Regions from separate parts of the Mus musculus genome. Here region 1 is linked to region 2. The links are chromatin loops, found by intact Hi-C in ENCODE. Cell type or tissue: left cerebral cortex. All regions are shown on one strand. Each heading gives the region's core, and the rest is flanking DNA. Links, peaks and the distances in the headings are about the cores only. Region 1 holds the start of Pkd2l1 (polycystic kidney disease 2-like 1). Region 2 has its middle 31 kb from the start of Scd4.

Region 1 (11,806 bases), core at 3,807-11,806, 170 kb after region 2:
ATGGTTCATGCAAACCAATTCGCAAGAGACAGTTTGCTGAGCCATACCGGGGCTCTGGAAGGTGGGTACTCGCTGGGTCCATTGTCTAGAGGAGGAAATTGAGAAGTGGAGAGGTCAGAAAGCTTACTTGTGGCTGCACCAGACATTTGTGGTGAAGCTGAGTAGACACAGAACTGTGTATTGAAGTTCTGGAAGCTGCAGTCTAGATCAACGCTCTAGAACTCTTGTTCATGCTATCGGTGGTATTCACAAGTTAGATATAATCTTTTTAAAAATTTTTAAATTTGTTTTTTATTTTATTTTATGTGTGTGAGTGCTTTGCCTGAATACATGCATGTGCACCATATGTGAGCTTGGTGCCTGAGGAGGTCAGGAGAAAGCAGCAAATCCCCTGGAACTGGATAAAGATGGATGTGAGCTGCCTGCTGGGAACGGAAACTCTGCTCTTCCGTGGGAGCAACCAATGCTTTAAACTGCTGAGCCATCTTTCTAGCCCCATGGGACTCAGTCTTATGCATTTACGTGATCTCAACGGTGTCACACAATTATATAGAAGGGAAAGAGAAAAGAGAAGAACCAGGCTGAGCTTCTGCTTCTGAAACTTGCGAGGTGAGGAAGCAGCTTCACCATGGAAGCTCTGTGATGGGAGCGACACTGTGCTTTGTAAGGTTGTCCTGACTATGTCACCGGTTGGTACAACTGCATGGTGAACGGCAATTCTTATTGCATTGACACGCAGACTCCTTTTCTTAGAACTTTAGTAGCCCATGATCTTACCTGGAACGTCTTTCTCAGACTTAACTCCCCTTTCTGCTTAGCAGAATCTAGGTCGTGAAGCTCTCTGCTCCTACCAGTTCCTTTCCCTTTTCTTTTCTTTTTTTCTTTTTTCCATTCCTTCCCTCTTCTTCCCCCGTTTCTGTCTTGTTCTGTCTGCTAGTTTGCTTACTTTGTTTCTGGGAGATGATCTTATCACCTAATCCAAGCTCAGGATGGCCTTTGATGCACTGTCTTTCTAATTCAGCTTCTCCAGCCCCATGATTAGAGGTGTGTAGCTCCTCCACACCCAGCTTTCTCACCAGTCTCTACCCTTAATCTTAGCCACAGGGGTGGGGGTGGGTGTGGGGGGGAGAGACCTGTCAAGACTCATGATTTCTAAGCCACTCCCTATCTTCCCTCCTGTCTTAGTCAGTGCTCTATTGCTGGGAAGAGACACTACAGCCACGAAAAACCTTATAAAGAAAAGCATTTAATTGGGGCTGGCTTACAGTTCGGAGGTTTAGTCGTTTAGTCCACTGTCAGCGTGGGAAGCATGGCGGCATACAGTCAAACATGACTGAAGAGTAGCTGAGAGTTCTGCATCTGAATCTGCATGCAGCAGATAGAGGGAGTCTGGGGGGTGGGGGTGGGGGTGGGGTAGAGAAGGAGAACCACTGGGCCCAACATGAGTTTCCGAAACCCTAAAGCCCACCCCCAGTGACACACTTCCTGCAACATGTCTATCTGTCCTGATCCTTTCAAATAGCCCCACCCTCTATGTCCATTTTCATTCAAACCGCCATACCAACTGTTTTCCACTCTGCTCGTTCTATAAGATTATTGTTTATACTCTGCAAATTTTACTCATAGGTATATACTCTATAGAAATGAAAATAGATGTACATGTACACACACACACACACACACACACATACCTCAATGAATTTCAAAGCATCAAAAATGGAAGCAACACAAACCTTAATCCACTGAGTAAAGGATAGTAATAAATAATAAGGAATATATTTGGCCATAAAGTGAAACTTAGGTTAAAACATAAGTGAGCCCTGGAAGTCGAATGGTGGGGGAAGGAAGCCAGTCACAGAGAGGCGCATACTGCACAATGGTGTTTGTAGGAAATGCTCAGAAAGTCAGCTTTACAGAGACAGAAATTTGAAATGGAAACTTAAGGGTTCTTTGAAAGTCAGTTGTGTTGGAAGGTGTCGCTGGGGCAAACACATGAAGGAGTGTTTCACTGAAGCAGACACGGGGGAGAGAGAGGATGTTCTGCTAAAGCAAGCATGTGAAAGGACACGTGACTGGGCTGGTGAGATGGCTCAGTGGGTAAGAGCACCCGACTGCTCTTCCGAAGGTCCGAAGTTCAAATCCCAGCAACCACATGGTGGCTCACAACCACCCGTAATGAGATCTGATGCCCTCTTCTGGTGCGTCTGAAGACAGCTACAGTGTACTTACATTAAATAAATAAATAAATAAAATTAAAAAAAAGCTCCTTTAAAAAAAAAAAGAAAAGAAAGGACACGTGATGAAGGATTCTTTGCTAAGACCACACACACACATGTATTGGTACATCGAGTAGTTGAGCTGCATTTGTCGGGATTCTGCAGACAAGGCCAGATTGGATGCACATGCTGAGGCAAGGCCCGCGGAGGACACGGACTCAATTGGACAGCGATGGAGGCTAAGCTTGGCTTGCTGGTACAGCTAACTGTGCAATGCTTGTGGGTCTCATGTCTTTGATGATCTTTGTTCGCTGAGAGAGGCACAACTGAGAACTCCTGGAGTTCCTCCTGGTTTCTCTTGAGGACTTGTGCTGAGGCTGAGGCTGAGGCTGAGGCTGCTGCTGCTGCTGCTGCAAACCCTACTCTACTGAACTGGACTGCTGGTGTATCTGTGAGGTGTTTTCGAGTAGATCGAGCTGCTGCTGCCTGCTAACCTGGGAACCTAACTGCTGATTTCCAGACAACATAGTTGGGAGTTGCTTCAAAGAACCTTTCTTAACATGTTCATTTCCCCTGTATCCTTTCTTTTCTACTACCTCTGGTAGGTGGTGGGCTACACAGGAGGTTAAAGCATTTAAGAACACTTATTAAAAATAAGGCTTGAGGGGGCTGGAGAGATGACTCAGCGGTTAAGAGCACCTACTGCTCTTCCTGAGGGTCCTGAGTTCAATTCCCCGGCAACCACATGGTGGCTCACAGCTCCCTATAATGAGATCTGGTGCCCTCTTGTGGCCTGCAGGTGTACAGGCAGGCAGAACCCTGTACACATAAATAAATAAATAAATAAATAAATAAATAAATAAATAAATAAATAATTTTTTTAAAAGGTTTGAAAAAACTAAAGTTACAGAAATTAGCTAAGAAGTTGCTATAGAAACTTGGAAGGTGGTGGTGCTTCAGGCTACAAGGATGGCTAAGAGACGCATGCTAACAGGTGCTTTAAATTCATTATACTTTATTCAGGAGTGTGTGTGTGTGTGTGTGTGTGTGTGTGTGTGTGTGTGTGTGTGTGTGTTGCACTAACATTGGGGAATGAGAATGAGGATTTGGAAGCCACAGAGCCCAAGTGGAGGTTAGAGGTCAACAGTCAGGATTTGCTTTTCTCTTTCTACCACGTGGGTTCTAGGGATCAAACTTCAGTCATTTAGATTGGCAGCCAATGTCTTTTCCCCCTGAGCCATCTTGCCAGCCTTTAACAAGCATGTCGAAACATTTCTGCTCAAGAGCTCAGAAGATTTAAAAAAGCAAAACCAGAAAGCAGTATAAACAGGTTCCCTTTTGAATCCGTCCATCTGAGTCAGACACCTGCACGAGTTATGTTAGTCCTTCACGGAGTCTCTGTAACGCAGCCATAACAAGGCCAAAGGCACAGGCGTAAGAGAACCAAAGGCACACCATAGTCACATTCCTTCCCCAGATCCCTGCAAAGGCTCCAGCTGGTGTCCTAAACCTACAGCCATCTTGGATCTCAGGAACAGCAGAGATGTGTCTAGATCACCCCATGCCGAGACTACCCCCAAGTAGAAACGGTCACCTCTTGGAAGCTAGGGTGTCCTCTCAGGGGAACAGGGACTTATCCATGACTATCTTTCAGAACTAGAACTGGGAGTTTCTGCTTCTCCATCCCACACTCCTACACCCGGGTAGCTGCCTGCCCTGTGGATTGGAATCCCATGTGCTCAGCAGAAAGCCAAGGCTCTTCTTCATGTGAGGCAACTAAGTCAAGTTCACTGCCACCCCTGGGAGCTCACAGATTTTTATTGCTTCTTTGCTTTCTTTGTTTTTTGAGGCAGGGTGTTCTGGCTGTCTGGAACTCACTTTGTAGACCAGGCTGTCCTTGAACTCAGAGATCTGCATGCCTCTGCCTCCTAATGGGATTACCATGGGTCTACCATGTCTGGCTTTTTTTTTTTTTTTTTTTTTTTTTTTTTTTTGGTGGACAGGGTCTCATGTATCCCAGACTGGATTTGAACTCTCTATGTACCCGAGGCTGGTCTTGAACTCCCAATTCTCCTGTTTCCACTTCTTAAGTGCTGATATTGCAGGCACGTGGCACCACACCCAGCCTGAGCACACACATTTCTAAGACAAAGTGGACAAAACCCCCAAGCAAACTGTACATGCCAGCATGCAATGGCACAGAACACAACCATAGTGTATTAAATGGGGAAGTGGGAGAGGGGCCATCTCAGTACAGCAACTCCGAGAATCAGACAGGACTAGGGAACAGGCTTACGGTGAGGTAACAGAGCAGCATTTAAAAATTTCTTCTTGTGTGCTCTGGGCTGGGAGGTCTAGAGTCTGCGCATGGCTGGCTACACGTTAGCTGTTTGCAAATATCAGATAAATTCCCAGCATTGGGAATTCCACAGAAGGTTCCAGAGCTGGACATGTAGCTATTGCTAACCAGAAAGTTTGAAGTGTATTCATTAGCACTTGTTTCTCTCAGTCCCACCATCCACCCTTGTCTCATGAACCCACTCCAGGATGCAGACACCCTGGACTGTGGTTCTGATCTTTCAGCAAGAGACAGTTTGAAGTTCCCCTTAGGCTAACTGCGGAGGTCTTCTACCCCCCTCTCTGACCTAGTTCGCCTTCTTATCTTTCCTGCCCATGAGGAGAAAGGAAAACCCACAGTGCCCTCAGCTTTGCCTTTGGCGTCCAAAGCACACATGACTGTAACCTGGTGCATTTCCAGACTTCACAGCTACCTTGCCAGGTCTGGGAAATTCCCCTTCAAAGCTCAGGGTTAACTCACTCTGGATTTGCAATACTCTCTGGTCCAGATGTGATCGTGGGGTCCGGGTTTCTCCATGTCCTCTGCTAAAGCAGCAGAGAGTTGGTTTCATTTATCCCCTTTTAAGCTGAGGACAGCAGTTGAGAAGAGCTAAGCCCAGGACCCATGCTCAGTGGGCCCTCGATGCCACCACAGAACTTCAGCCTTCAGGAGCACTCACAGAAGCCCAGAGTCAGCTTGGGACCCTAACTGTGGCCACCCTAGGACAAGGCAGGCAGCTACTGGCTCATCCCCCAGTACTCTGCTTACAAATTGTTGTTTTCCACAGACAAATATTAGCACCTACATATTACAGATACATGACATCAGCCTCCAGACCCTCTGGGCCACCTGGCAAAGCTGTGGCTGATTTGTCACCTACTTGGCCTTGCTTAGATGTCCCAGTTAGGGTTATCATTGCTGTGATGAAACACCATGACTAGAGCGACTTGGGAAGAAACAGTTTATTTGTCTTGTGCTTCCATATCACTGAAGGAAGCCAAGGCAAAAACTCAAACAAGGCATGAACCTGGAGGCAGGGGCTGATTTGGAGTCCGTGGAGGGGTACCGCTTACTGGCTTGGTCCACATGGCTTGCTCAGCCTGCTTTCTTATAGAACCCAGGACTACCAGCAGGGATAGCCCAATCAACAACAGGCTGGGTCCTCCCCCATCAACTCCTAATTAAGAAAATGCCCTCCACGTTTGCCTGTGGCCACAGGTTATGAAGGCATTTTCTCAATTGAGTTATCTTATCTCCCAAATGATTCTAGCTTGTGTCAGGTTGACATAAAACTAGCCAGCACACCTCCGGTGACCTCATTGTTGACTCAGGGTAGAGTAACCTGAGAAACTGGGTCTAAAGAAAGGGCATTGACCTGATGTTGTTCACCGTTCAACTACAGAGACAGGGAGAGCCACTGAGCAAGATTGTTTGCCTGGGGCAGCGTTCTCCTTAATGTCTCAGAAGCAGAGAGGCCAATCAGGGAGGGGAGCAAGCCCAGTCCTTGGGGATACAGGGGTTGTTTGGTGGTCTGTTTCTTTTTAAAGATTTATTTTTGTTGTTTGTGTATTGGGTGTTTTGCCTGCATGTATGTCTGGGCACCCAGTGCACGCCTGGTGCCGCCAGAGAGCAAAAGAGGGCTTTGGGACTGGAGTTATAGATGGTCGTGAGCTAACAAGTGAGTGTTGTGAATTAAACATGGGTGCTCTGGAAGAGCAGCCAGTGCACTCAAGCACTGAACCCAGCACCCTTGATGTTTTTTTTTGATTCCCCGAAGGCCCTAACCAACCCTGTTTTAGGTTACACCACAGCCATTCACTAACCTTCTGTCCCCCTGTCTCCCTCACTCAGGGACAGACATGAGTATCAGGAATGATACACACACACACACACACACACACACACACACACACACGCACGCATGGTAAACTCAGCCACCTCCTGCTTTCTCACAGGGATAGCCTCACTAAAAGTCTTGCACTCTGGCCTGTTTCTCTGAGGAACTAGGGCCATAGAGATGGTGAGGCAGCTTCTGTAATGACCAATCCCTGGGGATTAAGATTCATATTGACAGATCCAGACGAGAGTTTTCCCCATAGGCAAATAAAAAGGAAAAAGGAATGGACAGGGGGGAGGGGAAGGCACCTGGACCTGCTGAGTAGACTGCTTTCCAAATGTGCCTGTCTGATTTTTTTTTCTTTCAGGAGAGTCTTCATCTGTACTGAGCTGGAACTGCGCCCCCATCCTGCCGCCACCTGGTGGTCACAGAGGACAAAGCACTTATGTAGTGCCTTCTGCCGAAGGACTTAATTCACTGGGTCCCTGAATAAATTCCCTGAAGCCTAATTCGGAAAGAGGTTCTCTTTATGATCTCCAGGTAATCTTTATCTAGCAACAAAAACTTACACCATGCGAGTTAGCTGAGATAATATGCCACGACACATTCCATTCACCCTTTCTCTGAAGCAGCAGTGGGACCCGCCATCCCACTCAATGTGGCTCTTGTCACACACAGCATGACACCCCAGCATGACAGAGTCTGGTAAACCCAGAAAGCTCTGAAGAAGTCTTTCAAGGTAGCCATGTCAAGAAACGGAACACACTGGTGGAAAACAGGGGTGGCCATCCTCCCGCTCCACACCAGGAGAGCACCAGACCCAATTCTCATGCCAATGGAGAAAGGAGACCAACCTACTGAGAGGATTAATGGGCTTCTTGACCAAGTGTGATCTGGGTACTGATGGGCCACATGACCTGTCTTTAGTTAAGAGCTCTGTCATTCCACAATTTTCAAGTCCCTCCAGCCCACAGCTATCACCCCATGTAGCTGTTTGGGTACATCCTGATCTCCATGTCACTCGGAGATGATGTCAACACAGTGCTTCCTGAAAGTGTCCACCTTACAATGAGCTGTGTGAGTGGACAGCTCAGGGCTGGATGCTACCAGAAGATGTGAAGTCTGCCCTGTGCTTTAAGAACACAGCTTATAAAACCTTATAAAGTTTGGTAGTTTAGCCCGAGACAACCCTCCAGGGGAGCTATTTTCTTTAACACCCTGCTAGCTTCTCATTTTGCAACATACCACTGGTGAGTTAGAGAGGCAGCGTTAGACCCAGGAGTTTTGCTCAAATTCACTTTTGAGAGTCTGAGCTTCCCCCATCAATACTGTTTGCCCCCCCCCTTTTTTTTAAACAGGAAGAGTCAAGAACCCATGGGGCTTGAGAACTTGAAGAAATATCAAACAAAAATCATCATGAAATTTTTATTTGATTTGTGACTTCTTTTTCTTCTGAGATTTCTCAACCTGCGCGGCATAGCCTGCCCCATAGGGCGGTATAGTGTGATCCACACACGAGGAAAAGGGCTCAGTCATGAGCAGGAAAAGGGACTGGATGGGTTCCAGGAGAGTGACGATGTGGCCTGGAGCTCTGTCACATGAGGAGACTTGTCACGCGAGGAGGAGTGTCCTCAGGTCCACTCAGACCTCTCTCAGCTGATCTCAGGCTTCCTCCAGAATTCAGGATTGCCCAAGGGACTGGGAAGCCATTGAATGCTCCTCCCTTTGCTTTATCAAGGACCACACTGTTGTCACCCTGTTCCTGACTCCACCTCAGGGTCCAAAGTTAGATAGAAGTCTGGAGTCCTTGTGCAATTGCCTAAAAGGCTCTTGGCTCCCTCCTCGCTCAGCTGATCCAATGCAAGATGCTTCCCCCCGGCCCAGCTTCTCGCCCTTCTCTCCAAGGAAAGCTGGCACCGCAGTGGATCTCACTGACTGGAACAGCGGAGAGATGGACACTTGTCCTTCTAGGGAGGGTCAGACCATGGAGAGAGTCAATCCTTTCCAGTGTCCTGGCCTTGGCCAAGAAATTCATGTCACAGGTTCAGGGAGCATGACCTTTCTTCCCTGTCTTAGGATTTAGGAAACATGGCTTAATCAGGGGGTGGAGCTTAAACCAGGTTAAGTTCTTCCTCTGGGAGTACTTGAGGCTGGAGATCTCCTCCAGGCTGCTATGCTTTGCTGAACTTGAAGGCAGACTTGAAGCCAATGTGGCTAAAGTAACTGTAGGCAAAGATCCTTGGTTAGAAGAGTCCCCTGCAGCACCTTGGATGAACAACTACCAACATTTCAGCAGGAGCACTATTCTGGGCCACAGCTCTTGCTTACAGGGAAACCTGGGCAAATGAGCAAAGGCCAGAGCTGGGCACAAGCAGTACTGTGACCAGAGGTCCACGCCAAGTCTCCATTCAGGAAAGCGAGCAAGACGGGATGCTGCTGGTCCCAAGAGCTCTCGGACTCAGTTTATGCTGAAGCTTACAGTTCTAGTGCTAAGTCACGTCCCAGGAAAAGATTGACCAGATCATCTGGTACAGACAGATGTCACCTCACCCTTGCCCTAGGCCCCGAGTTATGCCTTCCCTACCCAGCCCCACATGCTCAAGAGGTCCATCTCTAAGGGTGTGTGTCACCATTAAGCCATGAAGCCAAACGTCAGGGAAAGAAAGCCAGCCTGGAACTCTGCATTCCTTTTCTTGTCACCAGCAGAGACCCTATCTCTTAAGATCTGACAGCCTGATTGCCTTCACCTGTGTCTTTCACTGACCTCTAAGGGAAGGGCACACTGGGAGCCTCCTTCTCCAGTCACCAGGGGACAGCTGAAGGAGGCACACTGAAGGGCCTGGGAGACTACTGATAGAGCTGTCAAGGAACACATCCCTGGGCTTGGTCCTCACCCTAATCCATGGTAGTCCCTTTAAGCCTTTTTTTTTTTTAAGTGGTATCAGCTCACACCCACCACAGAGCTCTGCAACCCTTTCTTCTCCTAGCTTCTCTACTGCTCCCTCCCTCCTCCCCCGTTGTCCCTGCCCTTTGACCAACTCAACAGTTGGAGATTTGAACATCCTACTCCGGGTTCTATCTGGCCCTAGCACACCCCCCTGCTCCCCTCCCCCATCCTTCTAGTCTGTCTGCATAACATCCTCACACCCCTTTCTTTTCTCAATTCCAGTTCCCCTTATAGTTCCATTCCTTTTGTGTCAGAGAGAGAGAGAGAGAGAGAGAGAGAGAGAGAGAGAGAGAGAAAAGAGAGAGAGAGAGCTCATTGAAGGATTGATGACCATCTGCATCCTTCCTGCTCCCTCTCCTATGTGAGCTCAGCTCCCCCACCCAGACAGGAGGCCGAGGTTGAAAGGATCAGCTGCTCTTAGACAATACTGCCTGGGCTCTCTGCTACCAGTGTCAGTCTGGGTCTTTGTCCCTGTGTCTCCTGTGAGAGTGGGCACCTGTGGTGGCAGGTTTCTACCTCCTGTCCCCATGAATAGTATGGAAAGCCCCAAGAATCAGGAGCTACAAACCCTGGGGAACAGAGCCTGGGACAATCCTGCCTACAGCGACCCTCCTTCCCCGAACAGGACGCTGAGGATCTGCACTGTCTCCAGTGTGGCTCTCCCTGAGACTCAACCCAAAAAGCCAGAAGTCAGATGCCAGGAGAAGACACAGAGAACCCTGGTGTCCAGCTGCTGTCTCCATATCTGTCGGAGCATCAGAGGTACGGGGCACAAGGAGAGGTTTTCCTGGAGAGTTAGAGTCAGAGAAGGGACGACCTTAGGTTTGAGAGGGGGACAAAAGTGACCCAAAGAAGAAACCTTGGTGTCTTTGATTAGCTGGTGTTAGGATTGCTTGCCCCAGGACAGACGCCTGGCTCCTGGTCTGCCAGAAAGCTCACTTAGCACAGTCATTACCTTGGAATCCAGGAGTTGTGGGAGAGCGTGGTTCATGGAACACTGAAGTGAGGAGGCTCTAGACCACCCCACCTGAAACAGATGCCTGCCCTGTTCACAGCCTCACTCTGACCCAGTAACCTCACCCTGTCTCTCACAGAGACTTTGTAGGAGGGCAGGCAGGCAGGCAGGGAGGCAGGGGTGTGGGTGTCAGGTCCCGGGGGTTACAGGATGGGTGAGGAAGGACCAGTGGAGATGGGGTAGGGACAGGGAGGGCTGGATAACTAAAATGATGTGCTGTTGGGGACTCAGAGCTTCTTTCTACGCCCGTAGGACTGTGGGGGACAACGCTGACTGAGAACACAGCCGAGAACAGGGAGCTTTATGTCAAGACCACCCTGAGGGAGCTTGTGGTATACATAGTGTTCCTCGTGGACATCTGTCTGTGTGAGTAGCCGCTGCCTGTGACCATCTGCCTGTAAGAGGCACGAGTGTGTAAAATGTCTGTACCTCCCAGGCAGTATTCATCTGTGTTAGGCAAGCGGATCCTGGGAATTTTGTGTAAATACCAATAAGCAACTCCTATGGCTTCTCACACTGAGTTCAATGGAGGAATCCCAGTGGGTGGAAATATTGTTAATAAAAGGAGATTCGTCTGAGATTACTAGGTAACCTGATTTTCACATCCAAGTGCCTACTACTGAGCCAGCAGCCACCGTATTGTGTTGACCGGTGGAAATGTTGAACCCTTTGTAAAGGGTAGAGGGTCCCCTCTTTTATTTAGTGGGTTTTGTGTGATTGGTTACTGTGTAACACATGATCCGTGTTTCTTAGGGCCAGAAAGAAAATGATTCAGGCTTCGGAGAGTTTCTGAGAAGAGGGTTTGGGGTTCAATAGTGTGGGACACTATCTGGGGAGCTTTGATGTCCAGGTTCAGAGATGTAGCAATACCACAGTGTAGGCTGTGAGCAAGCTGGAGCACACAGATGCTACTCGGCCTGTAGGTGAGGGGACCTATGCTGTGCGTATTCAGCTAAGAGTTATAGAGCAACTGGTGTTTCTGACCAGAGTTGAAGCTTGCACACACACACACCCCCACCCCCCACCGCAGCATCCTGTCTTCCCAGGCTTTCTGCTTCTTTTTGTTTTTTGTTTTTCGAGACAGGGTTTCTCTGTATAGCCCTGGCTGTTCTGGAACTCACTTTGTAGACCAGGCTGGCCTCCAACTCAGAAATCCATCTGCCTCTGCCTCCCGAGTGCTGGGATTAAAGGTGTGCACCACCACACCCGGCTGGCTTTCTGCTTCTTAGGATGCGCAAATCACTGGCAAGTGAGGGTGAAGGTCTAATAAGAGAGGTGTGACTGGAAGCTTCATCTGGTCCTGCCATAGCTGTGCATTCCTCTGGTGGCTGGTGAGGTGCACTTGCTGGGCCTAGCCTGTGCTTCTTGGAGTCTTTCCCTCCTAAAGCGAGCAGTGAAACCTGAGGCAGAGGTGATCGGACAAAAGCTCTTGGAGCACATGACTACCAGAGAG
Region 2 (12,316 bases), core at 2,127-10,126:
ACTCATCTCTCACAGACAGATTACATAACATCCTTAAGCAGACATGAAGACACACCCCTATTGAGACATCTCTTTGCCTCTGTGTGCCGCTCAACCTGTGTCTGCAAAGGAGCTAGGCAGCAGAGAGACTAAAGAATATTTATTTAAGAGGCCCCAGGTTCGAGTCCCAGTACCTGCATGATAGTCCATACTACCTGTTGATCCAGTCTCTGGGAACATGAAGTTCTCTTCTGGTCTCCACAGATACTGGGAATGCACATGGTACACAGACATAAATCCATTTTTTAAAAGAAAGCAGGAAATAAAATAGTCTTTTTAAGATTATTGTGTCTCTTCAAGACTGTAGAACAGAAATCTAGGTCCACCCTTTCCAGACACCCCTGCCTTCCCAGGTCTCAGACCGACCTGTAAGAGCCCTGGATCCCACCAGCCCTGCAGTCTAGAACCTGCGCAGTACACGGCTTCCCCAGGCAGCCCATTCTTGGCCCCTTTGTTCCCTGAAGTCTGTCTTTTCAGTCTAAGGGGACTCGAGAGCATCCCCTCTTCTTCGCATTCTATGTCCAGTCAATTCACCGCCTTGTCATTCATTCACCTCCAAAAGTGCTGGCTCAGAAGAGGGTAGAGAGGATTGAGCAGGCATCTGAGGTCAAGAGCACAGAAAGCCCGATCTCTCCCCAGAGGGCAGGCTCTCCAGGGTATGGCAGGCTCTCACTGGGTGTGTTCAGAAACCAGGTGACATCAAGGAATAAGGAAACGATAGCAAGGATGTTTTCAATGGACTTTGTCAGCTGGCAGTGTGGTTTTGTGTGACTGTCCCCACAAAGCGCTGTTTGTAGTGTGCAGTTGAGGTTATGAGGATTAAGGGATTTAGAGGTGCACTCAAAATCATCCGAGCCTGGGACTTAATTAAAAACACGAGCGTTGGGCCAATGAGACGGCTCAGTGGGTAAGTGGCTTGCTGCCAAGTCCCATGGCCTAAGTTTGATTCCTGAAACCCACATGTGGAAGGCAAGAACAGCAAGCTATCTTCTGACCACAATGTGAGTGCAGCCCACGTACACATCCACTCACAATGAGTAATTTAAAAAAAAAAAATCTTCATTTCCCTCTCGCTTACCCATCTCATCTACCCAGGGATGGTTTTCCAAACCCCTCACACTCCCTGTTTTAAATGTCCACAGATCATTACAGTGCAGCAGAGGCTCCTTCAGTGGGTCCCTAAGATGCACCCAATCAACAAATATTCTTAACTTCAAAAGAGGTATGGCTTGGGGGCTGGCGAGATGGCTCAGTGGTTAAGAGCGCCAACTGCCCTTCCGGAGGTCCCGAGTTCAAATCCCAGCAACCACATGGTGGCTCACAACCATCCGTAACAAAATCTGATGCCCTCTTCTGGAGTATCTGAAGACAGCTACAGTGTACTTACATATAATAAATAAATAAATCTTTTTTAAAAATCCATTCAAAAAGCATGACTTATTTTAAAAAAAAAAAGTATGGCTTAGTGATGATGAAAGGGAAGCAAAATTCAAAGGATCTGGAGGCCTGGAATTTTCTGGATTAGGAAGGTGAGTGCACTCCAGTAGGTAAGTGCCATCTTTGTCAAAACCAAGAGTCTGTCCAAACACAGCAGCCACACAACCATAGATGCCTGCACTGATGGGTTTTAGACTGGTCCGTTAGAGCAGGGCTTCTGCAGGTTCCTCCTTCCCTGCCTGAGTCTGAGGCATATCCTCAGACGTAGCATCCTGTAAGCACACTTGCCAGTCCTTGCAACTCCAGTCAAGGGTCCAGTGGATAATAATTGCCGGGTATAGTCTCTGCATTTTCGGCTTCCAAGTTTTGATGGCCCCGTTGGCCTTATTTCAAGGAATGTGTGATAATCCATATGGAACATTTGCCTGAGTAGAATTTTGATGTTTTATTTTTGGTCAGACCATTTTTGACAGCCACGGAAAGCTTTAATTTGTCATCAAAGCTAACTAAGGTGGGGCCTGTGTTCCACCAATCTTGATAAATGTCTAATAGAGTCACGTCTCTCTGCTTTATAAACTTCAGTGCTGTGTTCTTGGATTGGATTCAATGTTAAACGCCACAGAATCAAGTACTCTTGTTTCCATGGTTTGTATATGCTCGGCCCATGGAGTGACTAGTAGAAGGTGTGGCCCTGTTGGAGTAGGTGTGTCACTGTGGGTGTGAGCTTTAAGACCCTCACCCTAGCTGCCTGGAAGCCAGTATTCTGGTAGCAGCCTTCAGATGAAGATGTAGACCTCTCAGCTCCTCCTGCACCATGCCTGCCTGGATGCTGTCATGTGTTTCCACCTTGATCATAATGGACTGAACCTCTGAATCTATAAGGCAGCCCCAATTAAATGTTGTCCCTACGAGAGTTGCCTTGGTCATGGTGTCTGTTCACAGCAGTAAAACCCTAACTAAGACACTTGTACATAATAAATATTGATTCTCCGTTTTGTTCTTTCATTCCTCCAACACATGTTGGAGACCTTTCACAAGGGGAGACCCTCTTGGTGTATTGAGAATGTATCAGTGAACAAAAGGAATCCGACTCTTCCTCACCCCCCCCCCTTCCCCGGCTCTGACATTTTAGCGGATTTTATTTTCATTTCACTAAAACAAGCAATTTCAAAAATGACCACCACTTTTTGTCAGGGACGGGGAGGCATAGTAGGAGCCTCCCAGTGAGGCCAGTGGTGGCCCAGCGTGGGGACAGACCTTACGGATTCACAGCAGATCCTGCTGCCCTCACCGCAGATCGGGCTGTCCCCTAGCTGTCCTCATGCTCCCTGCCCCCTTTATTTTACTTTTCTTCTATTTTTATGTAGCATTATTACATTTCACAATCTCCAAGTCCCCTCATGGGCCAAAGGGTTGGACATATCCTATGATACACAACTGGCACTTGCTTTAACTAAGATAGATTTACATATAATGAAGATATAGATCGTGGGCATGTTTGTTTGTTTGTTTGTTTGTTTAAAGCGAGGGAGTGAGGAGGAGCTGCCTGTAATTCCGGTACCTTCTGCAGCTACAGTGCAGGGTAGAATTACATATTGTGTTCAGAGCAATGATCCCAAGGCTCTGCAGGATGCAGAATCGGTAAGAAGAGATTTAATTATGTTCATTAGGTTACTTATTAAAGCGAGGCAATGGACTGAGGCAATCTAGAGAGATTTCAGACAGAAGTGTCTTCTCATTAACCCGTAGTTAATCAGAAACCCAATTAACCAATGCGTTCTGCCCCTCAATCTCACTCCTTCCAGACTTACTTATTCTTCTTTACAGCCGTGACCGAGTCACCGGTCCAGATCCCATCTTCTCACATTTACACCATGGAAATCGATGGATTATTTCATCCTCCACAGGACAGAATGCTTCCAGAGACAATCGGGTACCTCAGAGAGAGATGGTTGGTCTGTCGAGGAAGGGGCATGGGTGAGGTGCAGAAGCCCCAGCCTTTTCTCAGACATTCTGCATTCTCTTGAACATACGTAGAAGCGAAAAGCCCACAAAAATGAGAAATGAAGCTGGCATGGTGGCTAATAGCACTCAGGAGTCTGAGGCAGGGGGATGACAGGCTTGAGGAAAGGCAGGTCTACATAGGGAGGTCCTGTCACAAAATAAACAGAAAAAAAGCAAAATAAAGCGACACAAAGTTACCGTTTTCTCTCACAGAAGGCCCATTTGTGATTGGTAAGTCATTTCTTTGACCATGATGCACCCTTGGGAGTTCCAGTCTGTGAAAACACTAGACTTACCCCCCTCCCTTCTGGCTGCCTTAGGTTAGACCCTCCTTGGAACCTCCAAGCCCTGCCCACATTCTTTTCTTGGTCACCTGAGTTGAATCTTATCTACTCTAGTTTTCACTTCTCCTTCTCCCTGATTTTTCTTTACTTTCCACTCTGCTAAAGTATTTTTTCCTCTGGGCAGTGGTGTCACACACCTTTAATCCCAGTGCAAGGGAGGCAGAGGCAGGATCTCTGTGAGGTTGAGGCCAGCCTGGTCTATATATTGAGTTCCAGAGTAGCCACAGTTACATGGTGATACCCTATAATAAAAAAATAAAATTAAAAAAAATAACAACAACAAAACCCACAAACAAACAAACAACCTCAAGAACCTTTCAGGAGGCTGGAAAGATGGCTCAGTGGGCAGACAGCTCTTGCTAAGGATGTACTTTTGGACCTGGGTAGCTACATTAAGGGATTCGCCAGGAGTTAATGACTGTAACTCTTGTTCCAAGGGCATCCAATGCCTCTGGTCTACACAGGCACCTACACTTATGTGCACACATATTCAAGCCTTACACGCGTTGCAACTAAAAATAAAATAAGTAGAAAGTCAGAATAAATCTTAAAAATAAGAGGTTCAGGAGGTAGCTCGGTAACACATTCATGCACACACAAACACACACACATATGTCACACACATTACTAGTGAGAATTCAAACTAGCACGGCCTTTACAGGAGACAGTAGAAGTACCAGGAGAGAGTTTGACCGGGTTTCTGTCTAAAGGAGATGAAATCAGACTATCAGAAACACCTGCACTCCTGAGTTTACTGAAGTCCTGCTCATAGTAGATAAGACTCCCAGTCAAAAGGAACAATATGAACTTACCAGTACCCCAGACTAAACCACCAACCATAGAGTACACATGGTGGGACTCATGGCTCCAGCTGCATATGTAGCAGAGGATGGCCTAGTCGGTCATCAATGGGAGGAGAGGCCCTTGGTCCTATGAAGGCTTCATGCCCCAGTGTAGGGGAATGCCAGGGCCTGGAAGCAGGAGTGAGTGGGTTGGTGGGGGGGGGGTGTGGTGGAGATAGGGGGTTTTTGGAGGGGAAACCAGGAGAGGGAATAACATTTGAAATGTAAATAAAGTTGGGCAGTGGTGGCGCTCTCCTTTAATCCCAGCACTTGGGAGGCAGAGGCAGGCAGATTTCTGTGTTTGAGGCCAGCCTGGCCTACAGAGCGAGTTCCAGGACAGCCAGAGCTATACAGAGAAACCCTGTCTCAAAAAACAAAACAAAACAAAAATAAATGTAAATAAAGAAAATATCTAATTTTTTAAAAAAAGAAAAGAAAGAAACCCAGTCAACCCAGATGGGCATGGGAGGAGCACTATCTAAGGAATCTGTGGTATGCTATTCAGTCATAAATGCCATTCAGCTATAAAAGGAAGAAAAGCCCACCATTTTTAACACCGTGGGTGGACTTGGGGGTCTTTACATTAAGTAAAATTAGGCAGACACAAGCTATGATTTCACTCAGATGTGGAATCTAAAAATGCTGAATGATAGCTGAGAGTTGAAGCTGAGAACAGTCCTGGTGAGAAGCTGGGGAGAACAGGAAGGAAGGAGGGCTAGGGTGAGGCTGGTCGTGGGTTTGATGTGCGGACAACAGTAAGTTTTGGGGTTCTATGGCTCACTGGGATGAAAAGAAAATGTACCGATATGTCTGTCTCCTAACAAGGAGAAGGGACTGTTCTTCTGAAGGTCCTGAGTTCAAATCCCAGCAACCACATGGTGGCTCACAACCACCTGCAATGAGATTTGAGGCCCTCTTCTGGTGCATCTGAAGACAGCTACAGTGTACTTATGTATAATAATAAATAAATCTTTAAAAAAAACCAAGGAGAAGGGAGGATTTCAATGTATTTATTCAACATGAAGAAATAATAACATTCCATCAAGCTGGCATGAGGGCTTAGCGGGTGCCACCAAATCAAGCTGGCATGAGGGCTTAGCGGGTGCCACCAAATCTGGCAGAGTTTGATCCCTGGAGCAAACTGACTCCTAAAAGTTATCCTCTGACTACATGTATATGGAGGCACATGCACGCACACACACACACACACATACACACCTACACACACACACATACACACCTACATAAATAAATATGACTTAATTTTAAAAACTGCTTGAAGGTGATGGTCTGCTAATTATCCTGACGTAACCAGCACACAATGTGTACATTACCATCACAAAAATATAAAGTGCAATCATTATATCAATGAAAGCAATTTAAGTTTAAAAAGAGAAGAGAAAGCAATCTGGTAGGGGTGTTAATATGTACGCTAGCAATATTATTTCTAGCTGCATCAATTTAGTTCCGTTATTCAACATGGCACTGGAAGAGCTGTGTCTACCTAAATATCAGACAACTTTTGAAAAAAAGTGTGTCTGTGTGAAACGAGGGGGTGGAGTGCAAAGCAGACAGGAGCAGGGTGACTGTGCCAGAAGTCAAGGCAAATGGTGTATAATTAGAAGACACAGTGACACAACCCATATGTCATCAGGACGCCTGACTCACGTGTAGCACAAATATAACTGTTCCCAAGATGTGCCTGAGAGGAGGCGCAACTGTCGATGTGATCTTTGTTGTTGCTAATTATTTATTTTATCAATATGAGTGTTTTGCCTACACGTAAGGATATCAGATCCCTAGTACTGAGGCTTCAGATGGTTGTGAGCGGCACCGAGATTCTGGGCATCCGTCCGGGACCTCTGCAAGTGCAGCAGATACTATTAACTGCTGAGCCATCTCTTCAGCCCAAATATTTGTTTTTAAAGTCACAGAGGCCGGGGAAACCCATACTTTTACCCTACCCAGGAAGGCACAGACATTGGTTGTAGCAGGCTTCTCCTTTTTGTTTCGCCTGCTAGTATTCTAGTTTCAGAACGCGGAGCTTGTGGTTTCTGACCTGGCACAGAAGTGGCTTATCTATCCTGAAGGCCAACCTGGTCAGCACGTAAACACGTAGGGACGTGCTGCCCCCTGCAGGACACGTGGGCACCTGCAGCCCCATGCTCTATTAAAGTGCCATCCTGCGATGCGCATAGCGCTGTAGTGTTTGTTGCTTTCCATTGTGCGGCGCTGCTGTTCCAAGTGTCACTTGTCCTGCCTACAAGGGACAGGAAAACTTCATTACTGAAGGAACCAGGCAGGGAAGTAGGAGAAGGGGGAGATTGAGGAAGGAAGCTAGCCGGCTTTATGCCCACGGACCTTCCTTAGAATTTCCCTCATCTGACCCTTTCAATGAAGGAAGCCACTCCCACTCTCGGCAGCCTGTTCATGGGATGCTTCCAATTGGCTCCCCATACATTCGCCAGGGGAACTCTCTTACAGACTTCCAGATTGCATCCCAAGGAAGTCTGACTCCTAAATGTGGGGAGGCACCTGGTCACATCTTCCTAAAATCTCACCAGATGATATTGATGTGTGGTTTACAAAGAAATGGGAAAGCCGAGGGCAGCCTGTTCAGTTCCCTGACGCCCATTTAGTGAGTGGCCTTGTGACCCACCTTGTCCCCTTCAGTGTATCCTAGGGAGGGAAACAGGACAGGACCTGGCTGTCCTCAGCGTCAGTCAAATCTGGGTTTGTGTCCTGAATTAACAGTTTCCTCGCTGTGGGATGATTTAAAATGTCTCCTAATGTTTCCTGTTCCTGACAGCAAACGGAGACAGTCACCTGCCTGCCTTCGAGACTGCTGTAAGCCTTATACGTGATCCTGGGCTGTACTGAGCACCCGGATTGCCTGTGTCCGGTGGGTGCTTTTAATTTAATTTTTTTTTTCGAGACAGGTTTTCTCTATATAGCCCTGGCTGTCCTGGAACTCACTTTGTAGACCAGGCTGGCCTCGAACTCAGAAATCTGCCTGCCTCTGCCGCCCCCCCCCCCCCCCCAGTGCTGGGATTAAAGGCGTGTGCCACCACACCCGGCTTTTTAATTTAATTTTATTTCTTTACTTATTCACTTTACATCCTGCTCACTGCCCCCCTTCCAGTCACCCCCTCCCACAATCTTTTCCCTTCTCCTCTGAGCAGGTGGTGCCCCCTCCCAAGTTCCCTCCACCCTGGCACTTCAAGTCTCTGCAAGGCTAGGCACTTCCTCTCTCCCTGAGGCCAGGCAAGGCAGCCCAGCTAGAAAGACAAATCCCACGTACGGGCAACAGCTTTTGGGATAGCCCACATTCCAGTTGTCCAGGACACACATGAAAGCCAAGCTGCACATCTGCTATGTATGTGAGGGAGGCCCAGGTCCAGCCCGTGTGTGTTCCTTGATTGGTGGCTCAGACTTACTCTTAAGCTCCAAGGGTCCAGGTTAGTTGACTCTGTTGGTCTTCTTGTGGAGTTCCTATCCTCTTCAGGGCCCCAATCCTTCCTCCTATTCTTCCATAAGAGTCCGCAAGCTCCATCCACTGTTTGGCTTTGGATGTCTGTATCAGTCTGAGTCAGCTGCTGGGTATAGCCTCTCAGAGGACAACTTGTTCCTGTCTGCAGGCATAGTGGCATGTCATTAATAGTGTTAGGATTGGTGTTCCCCATAGGATGGGTCTCAAGTTGGGCCAGTTATTGGTTGGCCATTCCCTCAGTCTCTGCTCCATCCCCCATACCTGCATTTCTTGTAGACAGGATAAATTTTGGGTTGAAAGTTCTGTGAGTGGGTTGGTGTCTTTATCACTCCACTGGGGTTCTTGCTCCGCTACAGGAGGTGGCCTCTTCAGGTCCCATACCCCCAGTGTAATGAGTCACAGCTAAGGTCACCCCTATCAGTTCTTAGATACCTCTTACATCCCAGGTCTCTGTCTCATCCTGGAGATGCCCCCACATCCTCATCCCTGTCAGTCACAGATTTCCATTCATTTTCATGGCCATCTAGCCATCTCTCCTGTCCTTCCCCACACCTGATCCTGAATGCCCCATCTCCCCTCTCTCTCAATTCTACCACTCCATCTGCCCATTATGGCTATTTAATTCTCCCTTCTAGGTGAGATTCAAGCTTCCTCCCTTGTTCCTTCCTGTTTAAGCTTCTTTGGGTCTGTGGAGTGGAGTGTGGTACCTGTATTTTACAGCTAATATCCACTTATAAGTGAGTACATTCCATGCATGTCCTTTGGGTGACCTCACTCAGAATATTTTCAAGTTCCATCCATTTGTACTCAGATCCTTCTGGCTCACCCCGACAGCCTCCTGGGGTCTCACTCCACGCCAACAGCCTGGACAGCAGAAAGCCTGTGTCTTGTTCACAGCATCCTATCTAGAGTGTCTTCATTTTAACTCAAGGAGTCTGGGGAGGGCAGACCCTGTGGATCACTGCTTCAGGACAACTTTGCTTAATTTTTTTTTCAAGACAGGGTTTCTCTGTGTAGCCCTGGCTATCATGGAACTCACTCTGTAGACCAGGTTGGCCTCGAACTCAGAAATCCGCCTGCCTCTGCCTCCCAAGTGCTGGGATTAAAGGTGTGCACCACCAATGCCCGGTTTAACTCTACTTAAAGTAAAATTTTATCTTATGTGGAGGTTTGTGTTTTACACAAAGGTAAAGCGAAGAGGTTTACACTGATCCCTCATCACTTGCTCTCATCCGTTAGGAACAGCTGCCAATCATGTCTCCTCTACACTTTCTGCATCATTTTAGTGCTGTGTATTTCTGCTAGTCCGGATCTATCACCATGGTGAAGACTTAGAAGAGATAGAGCCCCCTGAGAGTCTGGGGACTAGACTGCATGTGTTCATGCCTCTGTGTGTGTGTGTGTGTGTGTGTGTGTGTGTGTGTGTGTGTGTGTGTGTGTGCATCTATGTGCCTGCATACACACCTGTGTGTGCCTGTGTGCATGTGTGTGTGCCTGTATGCATGTGCACACGCCTGTGTGGGTGAGCATCTGTTGGGTCCGTGCTTGAATACCTGTGTGTGTGCGTGTGTGTGTGTGTGTGTGTGCATGTGTGTGAGATCTAGAGCTAGTAAGTAGAAAGGCCTTTGGAGAGGCGGGGGTGGGGGGTGGGGGGGGGAGGACGGACACATAAACTTGCCCCCCAGCGAAATCCCTCACCCAAGTTAACAAAAGGCAAATGTTATTCAATACAGGGTTGAGTTCAACTCTACTTGGCGGTGGTGGATATCCAAGCCAACAGGTGTGGTCTGCCGGGAACCGATGGGGAGAGAAACGCTTTACTAAGCACTCGATTTACTCCCATCAAGTAATGGAAGTTGTACAAAAGTACCAAAGCCTGTGGATTTAGCTACCCTGACTGCTCCCTGGCTGTTTCTAAGGTACTTCCTAGGGTTTCAGGGTACAGCCTATGTCTCAGTCAGGGTTTGTATTCTTGCACAAAACATCATGACTAAGAAGCAAATGAGGAAGGCAAGGGTTTATTCAGTTTACACTTCCACATTGCTGTTCATCACCAAAGGAAGTTAGGACCGGAACTCAAGCAGGTCAGGAAGCAGGAGCTGATGCAGAGGCCATGGAGGGATGTTCCTTACTGGCTTGCTTCTCTTGGCTTGCTCAACTTGCTCTCTTATAGAACCCAGGTCCACCAGCCCAGGGATGGCACCACCCACAATGGGCTGAGCCACCCGCCCCCCATGATCACTCCTTGAGAAAATGCCTTACAGCTGGATCTCATGGAGGCATTTCCTCAAGGGAGGCTCCTTTCTCTGTGATAACTCCAGCCTGTGTTAAGTGGACACACAAAACCAGACAACACAGTCTGTGTCAACTGCTGTCACTGCACTGTGATGACCCCAAGGGAGGAAAGGTTTACTGTTCCTCACAGAACCTTCCAGTGTGTGAAGATGGAGAAATCACAGTGGATCTACTCAGTTTATGGTGGTGGGAGCTTGTGGCAGAGACATTATGTTCTATTTTTTTCCTCTGTGTGTGCATGTGTTCATGCCTCTCTGTGTGTGTGTGTGTGTGTGTGTGTGTGTGTGCACCTGTGTGTGGGTGCACCTGTGTGTGGGTGCCCACAGAGGCCAGAAGAAGTGGAACTGGAATTACAGGTGGTTGTTAGAGGCCTAACGTAAGTGCTGGGGGCACAACTCAGGTCCTTTGGAAGAGCAGAATGCACCCCTAACCACTGAGCTATCTCTTCAGTTCTAGAGAGGCATCTCTTATATCACAGTGCATCTGCAAGCAGAGAATGATGGAACAGAAAGTGAGTGCTAGAAATCATTTTTCAAGTCCTGCCCTGAATAGCCCACTGCTGCAAGCTGACCCCCACCTCCCAAAGACTCCAGAGCTCCCCAAAATATCTCCACCAACTGGAGAACTGGACTTCAAAACAGTTACCTGTCAGTGGAGGCATTTCAGATTCAAATTACAACTCTCCTTCTTGTTTAAAAAAAACACAAAACCAGGTTCACATCCACCACTGCATAGAGAACGTGAGCATTTTCAAGTCTCCACCATAGAAGTCAGTGACTAGACCAGAAAGCAAAACAAAACTCTGCCTGCACAGTGACTGGGTGAGCCCCTGCCACAATGCCAGCTACTGGGGCAGGGGCAGCGGCCTGGGCTGCCCCTCAGTGACCTTCTCTTCGAGGCCAAGAAGAGGCCTGAAGCTGCTGGGTTCCTGCCCATCTTCGTGTAAACGCCAAGTGTCAAAGGCTTTTCCGCAGCTCCGCTTTCTCTGCAGAGCTTGCTGTGGTACACAAAGAAGGATGGGAGTGGGGTCTAAGATGGACCGCTGTGGCTCTGTAAGATCCCCTGGCAGGGGAAAGACGACTCCTCCCACACTTCAGAGGGACTGCAATTGAGCTTGCCTTGCACAGATCTGCGGTGTACAGCTGCCCCAGGGATGGCTCCTGGGCCTTTGCCAAGAGTCGGCGAATGTTAGGCTTGTGCTAATGTAAGATTTTGATAATTATTTAATATAAGGACTATCTTTAAAATGGACACACCTCATTTTCTTTGTTGTTTGCAGTGTTGAGGATTGAACCGGGACCTCATGAATGCCAGACAAACACTCCATCACTGGACTGCATTGCATCTCCAGACCTTTGGCTTTAAGGAAAAAAACAAAAAAACAAAAACAAACAAAAAAAAAAAAAACCAAAGCTGCTATCTATCTATCTACCTATCTCTGTGTGTATATGAATGGGGGTGGGGGGGGTGCCTGTGTTTGTGTGTGCACATGGAAGCCAGAAGTCAGTCAACTGTTCTCCGCAGTTACTCTCTGTGTGTTCCTTTCCAGGCAGGGTCTCCCCCTGAGCAACCTTTTTGGCTAGGCTGGAAGCCAGAAAGCCCCAGTGATCTTCCTGCCTCTGTCCCCTTTTGAGCTGGGGTTATAGGTTTGTGTAGGGCCCCCATCTTGTCACGTGAGCTCTGGGATCCAAAATTGTGGCCTCAAGATTTTAATCACTGAGGCATCACCACCCTCCCTTCTAAACTAACTGGACAATATGCGTTTATTGCTACACTGGGATTCACAAGGATCAGGGTGACTTCAGACTCCAGCCACAAAGCTCACCTTCAGGAGGCTCAGGCAGGAGAAGTGCCATGAATTCAAG

What was found. A loop is a pair of places that touch in the nucleus more often than their neighbours do. Peaks named below come from ENCODE experiments on the same cell type or tissue, not always from the same donor. Only the 100,000 strongest peaks of a DNase experiment are listed, where the experiment ranks them.
Region 1: a loop joins it to region 2, with 3 times the contacts of the local background. A loop is called at or near these places in 5 of 42 quality-filtered maps.

Annotation. Positions count from the first base shown.
Region 1 is chr19:44,190,334-44,202,139 of GRCm38, reverse strand. It overlaps Pkd2l1 (polycystic kidney disease 2-like 1), which reads left to right and starts at 9,698. Exons shown (of 15, transcript NM_181422.3): 1 at 9,698-10,100; 2 at 10,606-10,719. The coding sequence starts at 9,866. In left cerebral cortex, for the core only: a CTCF peak has its summit at 6,818 (motif pointing left); a DNase peak (open chromatin) is centred at 6,806.
Region 2 is chr19:44,358,191-44,370,506 of GRCm38, reverse strand. No RefSeq gene overlaps it. Among named protein-coding and RNA genes, the nearest start is that of Scd4, 31 kb to the right of the region's middle. In left cerebral cortex, for the core only: CTCF peaks have their summits at 6,644 and 6,846 (motif pointing left); DNase peaks (open chromatin) are centred at 6,306 and 6,867.